2 separate regions of the Homo sapiens genome follow, and region 1 is linked to region 2. The links are chromatin contacts, found by POLR2A ChIA-PET in ENCODE. All regions are on one chromosome and are shown on one strand. Each heading gives the region's core, a stretch centred on a gene start or an enhancer-like site at or near the end of the contact. The rest is flanking DNA. Distances are from core to core; before and after follow the strand shown. Region 1 overlaps JARID2 (jumonji and AT-rich interaction domain containing 2). Region 2 has its middle 26 kb from the start of JARID2-DT.

The links. ChIA-PET counts read pairs that join two places held with the same protein, here RNA polymerase II (POLR2A).
Region 1: POLR2A ChIA-PET joins it to region 2 with 10 read pairs in activated naive CD4-positive, alpha-beta T cell. The contact joins two enhancer-like sites. POLR2A ChIA-PET finds 5 or more read pairs at or near these places in 7 of 52 experiments (GM12878, H1, OCI-LY7 and 3 more).

Annotation. Positions count from the first base shown.
Region 1 is chr6:15,273,093-15,277,911 of GRCh38, forward strand. All of the region lies in intron 1 of JARID2 (jumonji and AT-rich interaction domain containing 2), which reads left to right. Among named protein-coding and RNA genes, the nearest start is that of JARID2-AS1, 27 kb to the left of the region's middle. Within about 2 kb of position 2,044, at least 2 of the 41 ENCODE cell types and tissues checked have a DNase peak (open chromatin) inside an H3K27ac peak, as active enhancers do.
Region 2 is chr6:15,216,801-15,221,666 of GRCh38, forward strand. No RefSeq gene overlaps it. Among named protein-coding and RNA genes, the nearest start is that of JARID2-DT, 26 kb to the right of the region's middle. Within about 2 kb of position 2,856, at least 3 of the 41 ENCODE cell types and tissues checked have a DNase peak (open chromatin) inside an H3K27ac peak, as active enhancers do.

The DNA of each region.
Region 1 (4,819 bases), core at 794-3,293, 55 kb after region 2:
ATTTTGTTGGGTCCTCATTTTTTACGTGCTAAGTTTCCTCATGTGGGTGGGGAGGATGCCTTATGCCTGGAAACATCGCAGTTGCATGTAGTGGTCTCCCCTACCCTTATTTTAAAATACCTGAGTTTTATTTGTGAGCTATTGAATACACTTAGCGGGGCTCTCTGTAAACATACCCTGAATTTAATAGCCAAATGATGTACACATGGGATGTGCACATATAATCTCTTTTCCAATTGTCCCTGCTATATTTTCTTCCTTGACAAACTATAAAACCAAGGGAATGATTTTCAACTAATGGTTGTGTTCTTTAAAAAACTGTTTTTCAGCCAGATGTGGTGGCTCACGCCTGTAATCCCAGGACTTTGGGAGGCCAAGGTGGGTGGATCACCTGAGGTCAGGAGTTCAAGACCAGCCTGACCAACATGGAGAAACCCCATCTCTACTAAAAATACAAAATTAGCTGGGCATGGTGGCGCATGCCTGTAATCCCAGCTACTTGGAAGGCTGAGGCAGAAGAATCGCTTGAACCTGGGACTTGTGGGTTGCGGAGAGCCAAGATTGTGCCATTGCACTCCAGCCTGTGCAACAAGAGCGAAACTCTGTCTCAAAAAACAAACAAACAAGCAAACAAAACAGCTGTTTCTCAGGGTAGTTTTCTTGAAGCACGATTTTTCGAAATGTTGTAAATTAGTAGGACCCTGGCTTTGAGTCAGGATCCTAGATGGAATGAAATGACACCTAAAGATTGGTGTCATTCTTGGGGATACTCACTGAAGAACATACTGCTCCATTTTCTTTTCCCTTCTGCATTTCTCTGAAAAATTTTGTCTATATCTTTTTTTTTTTTTTTTAAGATGGAGTCTCGCCCTGTCACCCAGGCTGGAGTGCAGTGGCACGATCTCAGCTCACTGTGGCCTCTGCCTCCCGGGTTCAAGTGATTCTCCTGCCTCAGCCTCCGGAGTAGATGGGACTATAGGCGCCCGCCACCACGCCTGCCTAATTTTCTGTATTTTTAGTACAGACGGGGTTTCACCGTTTTGGCCAGGCTGGTCTTGAACTCCTCACCTCAGGTGATCCTCCTGCCTTGGCCTCCCAAAGTGCTGGGATTACAGGTGTGAGCCACTGTGCCTGGCCTGCTTCTCTATCTTTGAAAAAGGAGTTTTTGGGGGGCATTAAGGAAATTTGTCCCTTTTCATTTTAGATAGTTTTGGGGGATGTCTTTAATGTTTTTTTGTGGTTCTTTAGAGGTAGGCATATGAAGACACTGGTGCATTTTTATCTGCTAGAGAAATGGGATTGTTTTTAATTTTTACAGAGAAAAACTAAACATTTATATGCATTATTTAGTATTTTGTTCTGAAGAAACATGCTCTATTTGTAAAAGAGGAAATGTGTGGGAAAAGGGCAATTTGGCATGCTGTTGCATTTGCAGATCCAAATTTATTTTCCTTCATTCAGATAATTTAACACAGGCAAATAAGTGATGTTTCCAGAGTGGCTTCTTATATAGCAGCCCAGGAGGTGAGTGGGAGATTTCAGACCTCGACTTTTTGTGTGTGAAGGGGTGACTTAGCCAGGGCAATATTGTGTTGGCCTCTTTTTGATTCTGGGTTTTTTTGTTGGTGGTGATCCTGGGCACCTTCAGTCTTTGGTTCAGCCTGGGAAGGAGACTTTAGAGGTATCCACTCCCCCTTTCCCAGTTTTCTCCTGATTCTTCCTTCTAGTCCTTGTGCATATTAGTGGGATTCTTAAAAAGCCACTGACAATCTGATGGTCTAAAGCTCCACCTGCAGTTAGAAAGAAGCTGGTCAGCCTTCTGGAATGTTCTTTCTCCACTGGAGGCTAGTGAGCACCTCCAGACTAAAGGAGGTTTTGGTTGCGCTTTTAGCTTTGAGGAGGTCACTGAACTTCAAGAGCCCTTCTGGTTTCCCATTTTGTGTGATAGGATTAAAAACCTCTGTTTTGTTGGGTTACCTCCATCTCTGTGACTTGGGGTGACAACCTCGGACCAGTGGAGAAGGTGTGTGGGCAGCAGGAAGAGCTGTTTGATCTCTCCTTGCAAAATGTTTCTGGGCTCAGGTTCAAGAGTGGAGAAACCCTCTTGAACATGGAACAGTTGGCTCTTGGGGTCAGTAGCAAAGACAGGAATGAGCTGGAAAACTTTGTCCTGACCTAAAAGGAGGTTACATAGACAGGGTTTTGGATCTTTGGTGTTTCCTTTTTTACAAAGGCCATGTGCACAGCTGTACTTCCAGAATTGGAAAATTTCCTACATACACAGCTTCTTCATTAGATACTGATACCGGTTAATTCACAGTCACCTGTAATTGGAAACAGCTGCTGTTTCCCAGCTGACTAGGTGTTCAAGTCAGATGCTTTGAATTAGCTGGACTTGGATTATTCACATTTTAATTAAAGTCCATTTACCGCCCCCCCCGCCCCCCCCCCCGTCTTTTGCCTCTTCAATGACCAGGTTTTTACAGTAATACATTTGAAATTACATGAGTATCCCAGTAGAAAGGCATAATGTAAGTTCAAGGACTTGCAGTTGATTATGGCGTTACATTATTAAATAGTGAATTTAACAGCATTGCAATTCCCTTTTCTCACCCACTGAACCTTGCCTCTCTAGTGGGGAAAATTTCATTCCATTTAGGAAAGTTGAGACTTTTGTCCCCTTTCCTTCTCTTGGGACAGAGTTGTATTAACCTAATTGCTTGTGTCACTGCTACAGGGAAGGTACTGCGTGAAGTGGGACAAGCAATTTTCTGGTACTTTTTGTCTAATGGGGTTTGCAAATTAAGCCATGACTAGTGGGGATATTTTCTCAGAAGGGGGAAAAAAGTTAACAATTGCTATGGTGTGGCTGTTGTCCAGTGCTTCTGTATTGATGTAGAATGTTCACTGAGCAGCTTGTAGGAGAAAAAGACTGCCTTAATTTTTGGGCAAAAAGTTAGAAGGGAAATTGCTTTGCATTTTTCTCTCCATAATGTTAATGAGGAAAAGAGGCAATGCTGGAGGAAAGGAGATAAATGGATGTTTCCTCCCTTCCCTATTTAAGCTGCCTAAGTTGACTAAAGTTCGACTTGATAAATGTCCTAGTTAATTTAATTTTGTGTTAGTGCCTCTCCTCCCCTCGAGTGTCCAGTCCATTTTCAGCTGACTTGCAGAAAAACCAGGTTAATGCAAATCCATCAGATTCTGCATGCCTGTTAAAATGCTTAAGCATTCTACATGGCGTGGGAGACATGATGCTTGCCTAAAAGGGTCCCTGGAGAGATAAAGTATATTCCTGCCAGTGCATTTAGGGAGTTATACATATATAACTGTCTCATATGATTTGGCATTGTCACATACTGAGCACTGGGAGAGCCAAAGGAGGTCTGGGGTTGGTAGGCTGTTTGGAGGTAAAAGTTTACTACTGGAATAGTCCTTCCAGCTCAGCCGCTTCCATTTCCACATTGCCTCAGAAGTTGCCTAAAGGATGTGCATCTTGTTGGCAGCCCCATGACTTTCTAGAAGCCCTGTTGTGTCTGTTTAGTGCTTTCTACATTAGGTCGGAGATCTTTTTTCATTAGGTCAGAGATACTGGACTCCTTTTTGTTATGGAAATAACAGTCTCTTGGGGTTCTCTGGAATGAGCCAGGGGGTCCTGTTGGCCTGGTCCTTGGAGGAGAGGTCCAGGCTGTTGCTTTCAGTATCCATGCCACCTAGAATTTCCAGTGACTGTTGAGTCATTACATTGCTATGGTAGTTTCTTAGGAATAGGCCGGTACAATTTGATTGTGTTTTTGGACCTTCCCCCAAGTTACAAGGCCACCAGCACTCAGACTGTGGGTATACCATATGGACCAGGGAACACATTGGACAAGGCGAAAGCTTGTTACCATGAAGTTCGTTAGAAGATGAGACTCCATTCAAATTTTCAGTTCTTCATGAATGAGTTCTTAGTAAAAGTGCTTTGTTGATTTTTTTCCATGGTAGTAACTACCATGTTTTGAGTGCCTTGTTAAGTAACATAAGTACATAATATTCTCACACACTTTTGCAAAGCAGAATCTATTATTTTATTTTTACAGATGAGCAGATAGGGCTTTGGAGAGAGAAGTGGCCTGAAGTAGCACGCAGTGTGGGTGGCTGGAGTATATGCAGGGGCTGGAGTTACAGCCCAGTTTTCTTAATTGCTTTGATTTTATTTACCTATTTTTTATAGAAACAGGGTCTTGCTATGTTGCCCAGGCTGGTTTGGAACTCCTGGGCTCTAGCAGTCCTTCTGCTTCAACCTCCCAAAGTGCTGGGATTACAGGCATGAGCCACCGTGCTCTTGGCCTTAATTGTTCTGATTTTAATAATGGCATGATACCCCTGTACCCCAAGTTATACAGATGAGAGATTTTGGCTCTGGTATCTCTGTCTCTATCCTGGGTAAGGTTTCTCAGGGTTGTAGGCCAGTCTCTTTGTCAGGAAGAGAGCTAGTAGTTAAACTGAAACAAAGGTCCGACAGTCTTTATTTTGCATTTTAAGGTACCTGTTGAAAATGACTAAACGTAAAATGGGACTTTTGTTAATTCAGTAGCTGTTACTGAAGCATTAGATTGATTCACCTGTTTAAAAGTAGTTATGAAAGACAACAGAGAACAGCTTTCTATTTGTCGTAACTTACTAATAGATAGCCAAGTCTGCAAAAAAAAAAAAAAAACAGTCAAGGATTCCATGTAGTTGCAAAAGGCAAGTTCAAGAGAAAGTTGGCAAAGAAAGATGGATAGATGGAGAGAAAGCAAAAGAAATCCTTTTTTTTGGAGAGAGAACACACTGT
Region 2 (4,866 bases), core at 1,606-4,105:
TGAGACAGGAGAGACACTTGAGTCAGGAGGCGGAGGTTGTTGTGACCCAAGATCTTGCCACTGCACTCCAGCCTAGGTGACAGAGGGAGACTCTGTCTCAAAAAAAAAAAAAAATTACTTAAGAAACGTACAAATCTTAAGTACAAATTTCAGTTACTCAATAAATTGAAACTTCTTACTATTATCACCACTGTATGGGGCAAAAGTAGCAGACTAGTCAGTCAGTCATCAGTGGAATGGATCCTACTTGACTTGTAGTACTAACCAGCTATATGACCCTGGACACTCATACAACCTTTGCTTTCTTTTTTTTTTTTGAGACGAAGTCTCCCTCTGTCACCCAGGCTGGAGTGTAGTGGCGAGATCTCAGCTCACTGCAAGCTCTGCCTCCCAGGTTCACACCATTCTCCTACCTCAGCCTCCCGAGTAGCTGGGACTACAGGCACCCGCCACCACACCCGGCTAATTTTTGTATTTTTAGTAGAGACAGGGTTTCACTGTGTTAGCCAGGATGGTCTGGATCTCCTGACCTTGTGATCCTCCCGCCTCCGCCTCCCAAAGTGCTGGGATTACAGGTGTGAGCCACCATGCCTGGCTAACCTTTGCTTTCAAACCTGTAAAACAGAAATACAGTGCCACCACCTCTTCTACTCATCTCTCAGAACTGTGATGAGACGCGAATGAATAAGAGATATGGAATCCCCTTTCAGAAAGTAAAAACACTTACAAAATCAGGGGATTTTTTTCTTCCCCACATTGACAAATATTTGGGTTCTTTGGGAGTTTTTAACATATGGGTTAATTCAGAGTTACAGATATAGATTTTCATAAATTGGGTTTCTGAATTTCCAAAGTTAAAACTATAACCTCAGACAATGTATCACTTCAAGGTTTCATTTTATCCCAAGTCATATCATCATGAACACCAATTATTGTCCCTTTGGAGACAGCTGAGATAGGAGAAATTTAAGAATCAGAGCATATGAAACAAAGCTTTTAGAAGATAACATCTGCTGGGCAAGATCAGGGATGATATAAGGGAAGAATAAAAATTATGAGTCTTTCTCTAACAGTCCAAGCATGAAAAAATAAAGATAAAAATAAGTAAAAATTTTAAAAAATGATCAAGTCCAAAACGAATATTCCATAGGTTTTTGGGTTTTTTTTGAGACAGTCTCACTCTGTCGCTCAGGCTGGAGTGCAATGGCAGGATCTCCGGCTCACGGCAACCTCCACCTCCCGGGTTCAAGCAATTCTCCCAGCCTCAGCCTCCCAAGTAGCAGGGATTATAGGCACCTGCCAGCACGCCTGGCTAATTTTTGTATTTTTAGTAGAGACAGGGTTTCCCTATGTTGGCCAGGCCGGTCTCGAACGCCTGACCTCAAATGATCCACCCACCTTGGGCCTCCCAAAGTGCTGGGATTACCGGCATGAGCCACTGTGCCAGGCCCCTCATTAAGTCTTGAGTAGGAATAAACCTATCCCAGCTCTGAGGCATAGACCTTAATTGGCATATATAAATCAGTTTAAAGTTACCTACTCCTCTGCCGCAGTAATTGGGTGATGTATGGATAATAATCTAGACCCAAACCAGTTAACTCGTAGTATTTGCTTAGAGTAGTTCAGGGATGAGCCAATCACTGTCAAAGTACAAACTGGCCTGGTGCGGTGGCTCAAGCCTGTAATCCCAGCACTTTGCGGGGCCGAGGGGGCGGATCACCTGAGGTCGGGAATTCGAAACCAGCCTGACCAACATGGAGAAACCTGACTCTACTAAAAATACAAAATTAGCCGGGTGCGGTGGTGCATGCCTGTAATCCCGCTACTCAGGAGGCTAAAGCAGGAAAATTGCTTGAACCGGGGAAGCGGAGGTTGCGGTGAGCCGAGATCGCGCCGTTGTACTCCAGCCTGGGCAACAACAGTGAAACTCCGCCTTGAAAAAAAAAGAAAGAAAGAAAGTACAAACTGTTGGATGATTATGGAGAGCAGTGCTTTCTCCCCTTTCAGAGTAAGCCCTGGTTGCTGTAGGCGACAATCTTGCAGAGGAAGGAAGCCTGCTGAAGACAGGTGAACCACAGGTGGTGGGGGCTGGATCACAGGTGTGAGCCACCACACCTGGCCTATTCCATAGTTCTAACCTTCATTCAGTTGGCTAGTCATTCATTTATCAAATATTAAATAGCACATGCTGGCCAGGCGCAGTGGCTCTCACGCCTGTAATCCCAGCACTTTGGGATGCTGAGGTGGGTGGATCACTTGAGGTCAGGAGTCTGAAACTGGCCTAACCAACATGGTGAAACCCAATCTCTACTAAAAATACAAAATTAGCTGGGCGTGGTGGCACATTCCTGTAATCCCAGTTACTCAGGAGACTGAAGCTGGAGAATCACTTGAACCCAGGAGGCAGAGTTTGCAGTGAGCCGAGATCTCGCCATTGCACTCCACCCTGGGCGACAAGAGCAAAACTCCGTCTCAAAAAACAAAAACAAAAACAAGACTAGGGCATGTTAGGCTGGGTGCGGTGGCTCATGCCTGTAATCTCAGCACTTTCAGAGGCCGAGGTGGGTGATCATCTGAGGTCAGGAGTTCGAGACCAGCCTGACCAACATGGAGATACCCTGTCTCTATTAAAAATACAGGCCGGGCGCGGTGGCTCACGCCTGTAATTCCAGCACTTTGGGAGGCCAAGGTGGGCGGATCATGAGGTCAGGAGATCGAGTACATCCTGGCTAACATGGTGAAACCCCGTCTCTACTAAAAATACAAAAAATTAGCCGGGCGAGGTGGCAGGCACCTGTAGTCCCAGCTGCTCCAGAGGCTGAGGCAGGAGAATGGCGTAACCCAGGAGGTGGAGCTTGCGGTGAGCTGAGATGGCGCAACTGCACTCCAGCCTGGGTGACAGAGCAAGACTCCTTCTCAAAACAAAAACAAAAACAAAAAATTAGCTGGGCATGGTAGCTCATGCCTGTAGTTTTGGCTACTCGAGAAGCTGAGACAGGAGAATTGCTTGAACCTGGGAGGCGGAAGTTGCAGTGAGCTGAGATTGCGCCACTGTACTCCAGCCTGGGAAGTTGAGACTCTGTCTCAAAAAAAAAAATTAAATTAAAAAAAAAAAAAAAAAAAACTAGGGCATGTTTCAGCTATCTATAGCTGTGTAACAAACCATGTCAAAATGATGCCAAAATCTAGTGGTTTAAACACTTGACAGAGATGGGTCTTCCTTCCTCCAGATGGTGCTCGCTGGAGTGGCTTGACAGGCCTTGGAGAATCTGAAGTCACTGGCAGAATGTTCACTATGACTTCATTCACTTCTCTGATGCCTTAGGTGGCTGCAATGTGTGAAGGCTGGCTGGTCCCCTGCATCTTCACCTGATCTCTTACCATCCAGTAATCTGGCTCAGAGCCTCTTTTTTTTTTTTTTTTTGAGACAGGGTCTTGCTCTGTTGCCCAGGCTAGAGTGCAATGGCATGATCTTGGCTCACTGTAGCCTCAAACTCCTAGGCTCAAGCAATCCTTCTGCTTTAGCCTTCCAAGTAGCATACAGGTATGCACCACTACACCTGGCTATCAGACGACTTTACATGGCAGCTGATGGACAAGAGAAGGAAAAGGAAGTTGGGCTTCTTTTTTTTTTTTTTTTTTTTTTTGAGATAGAGTCTCGCTCTGTTGCCCAGGCTGGAGTGCAGTGGTGCCATCTCGGCTCACTGCAACCTCTGCCTTCCAGGTTCAAGCGATTCTCCTGCCTCAGCCTCCTGAGTAGCTGGGATTACAGGTGCCCACCACCACGCACAGCTAATTTTTTTGTATTTTTAGTAGAGACGGGGGGTTTTACCATGTTGGCCAGGCTGGTTTTGAACTCCTGACCTCAAGTGATCCACCCACCTGGGCCTCCCAAAGTGCTGGGATTACAAGCATGAGCCACCATGCCTGGCGAAGCTGGGCTCTTAACACCTGGGTTTAGAAGTCCCAGAATATTACCCTCACCACACTCTGTTGGTAAAAGCAATTTACAGACCCAGACTCAAGAGGAGGGGATCCTGCACCAGAGCTCCCCACTCTAAAAAAAAAAGGCGGGGGAGAGGAAATGGATTCCATCCGTTCCTGTTCACAGAAAGAATAATTTGTTGGTGGCTGTCCTCACAGATGATCCACCGAAGTGCTTAGCTAGGATTGCATGGTGGGAAGACCAATCTTTTCCCTGGGGAGGATGGATTGTAGCCAGGCAAGAGGCAGAAAGACCAGTTTGGAGGGTGTTGCAGTGGGACAAGTAATAGTTGAAAGTCTAGGCTAATGAAGGTCTAGGTTAAAGAAACAGAAGTGGATGGGTTTGAAAGGTGCTTTATAAAAAGAAAAATCGCCGGGCGTGGTGGCTCACGCCTGTAATCCCAGCACTTTGGGAGGCCGAGGCAGGCGGATCACAAGGTCAGAAGGTTGAGACCATCCTGGCTAACACGGTGAAACCCCATCTCTAATAAAAATACAAAAAATTAGCCGGGCGTGGTGGTAGGTGCCTGTAGTCCCAGCTACTCAGGAGGCTGAGGCAGGAGAATGGCGTGCACCCGGGAGGTGGAGCTCGCAGTGAGCCAAGATCCCACCACTGCACTCCAGCCTGGGCGACAAAGCGAGACTCTGTCTCAAAAAAAAATAAAAAAATAAAAAATAAATAAATAAAATAAAATAAATAAGAAGAATCAGGTGACTGATTGGCTGTTGGTGCTAGGGAGAATATGGGGAGGGAAGAGCCAAGAGGGACACCAGTGTTCCTACTTTCATTATTATTATTATTTTATATAAAGATGGGGCTTTGCTACATTGCCCAGGCTGGTCTTGAATTCCTGGACTTAAGCGATCCTCCTGTCTTGGCCT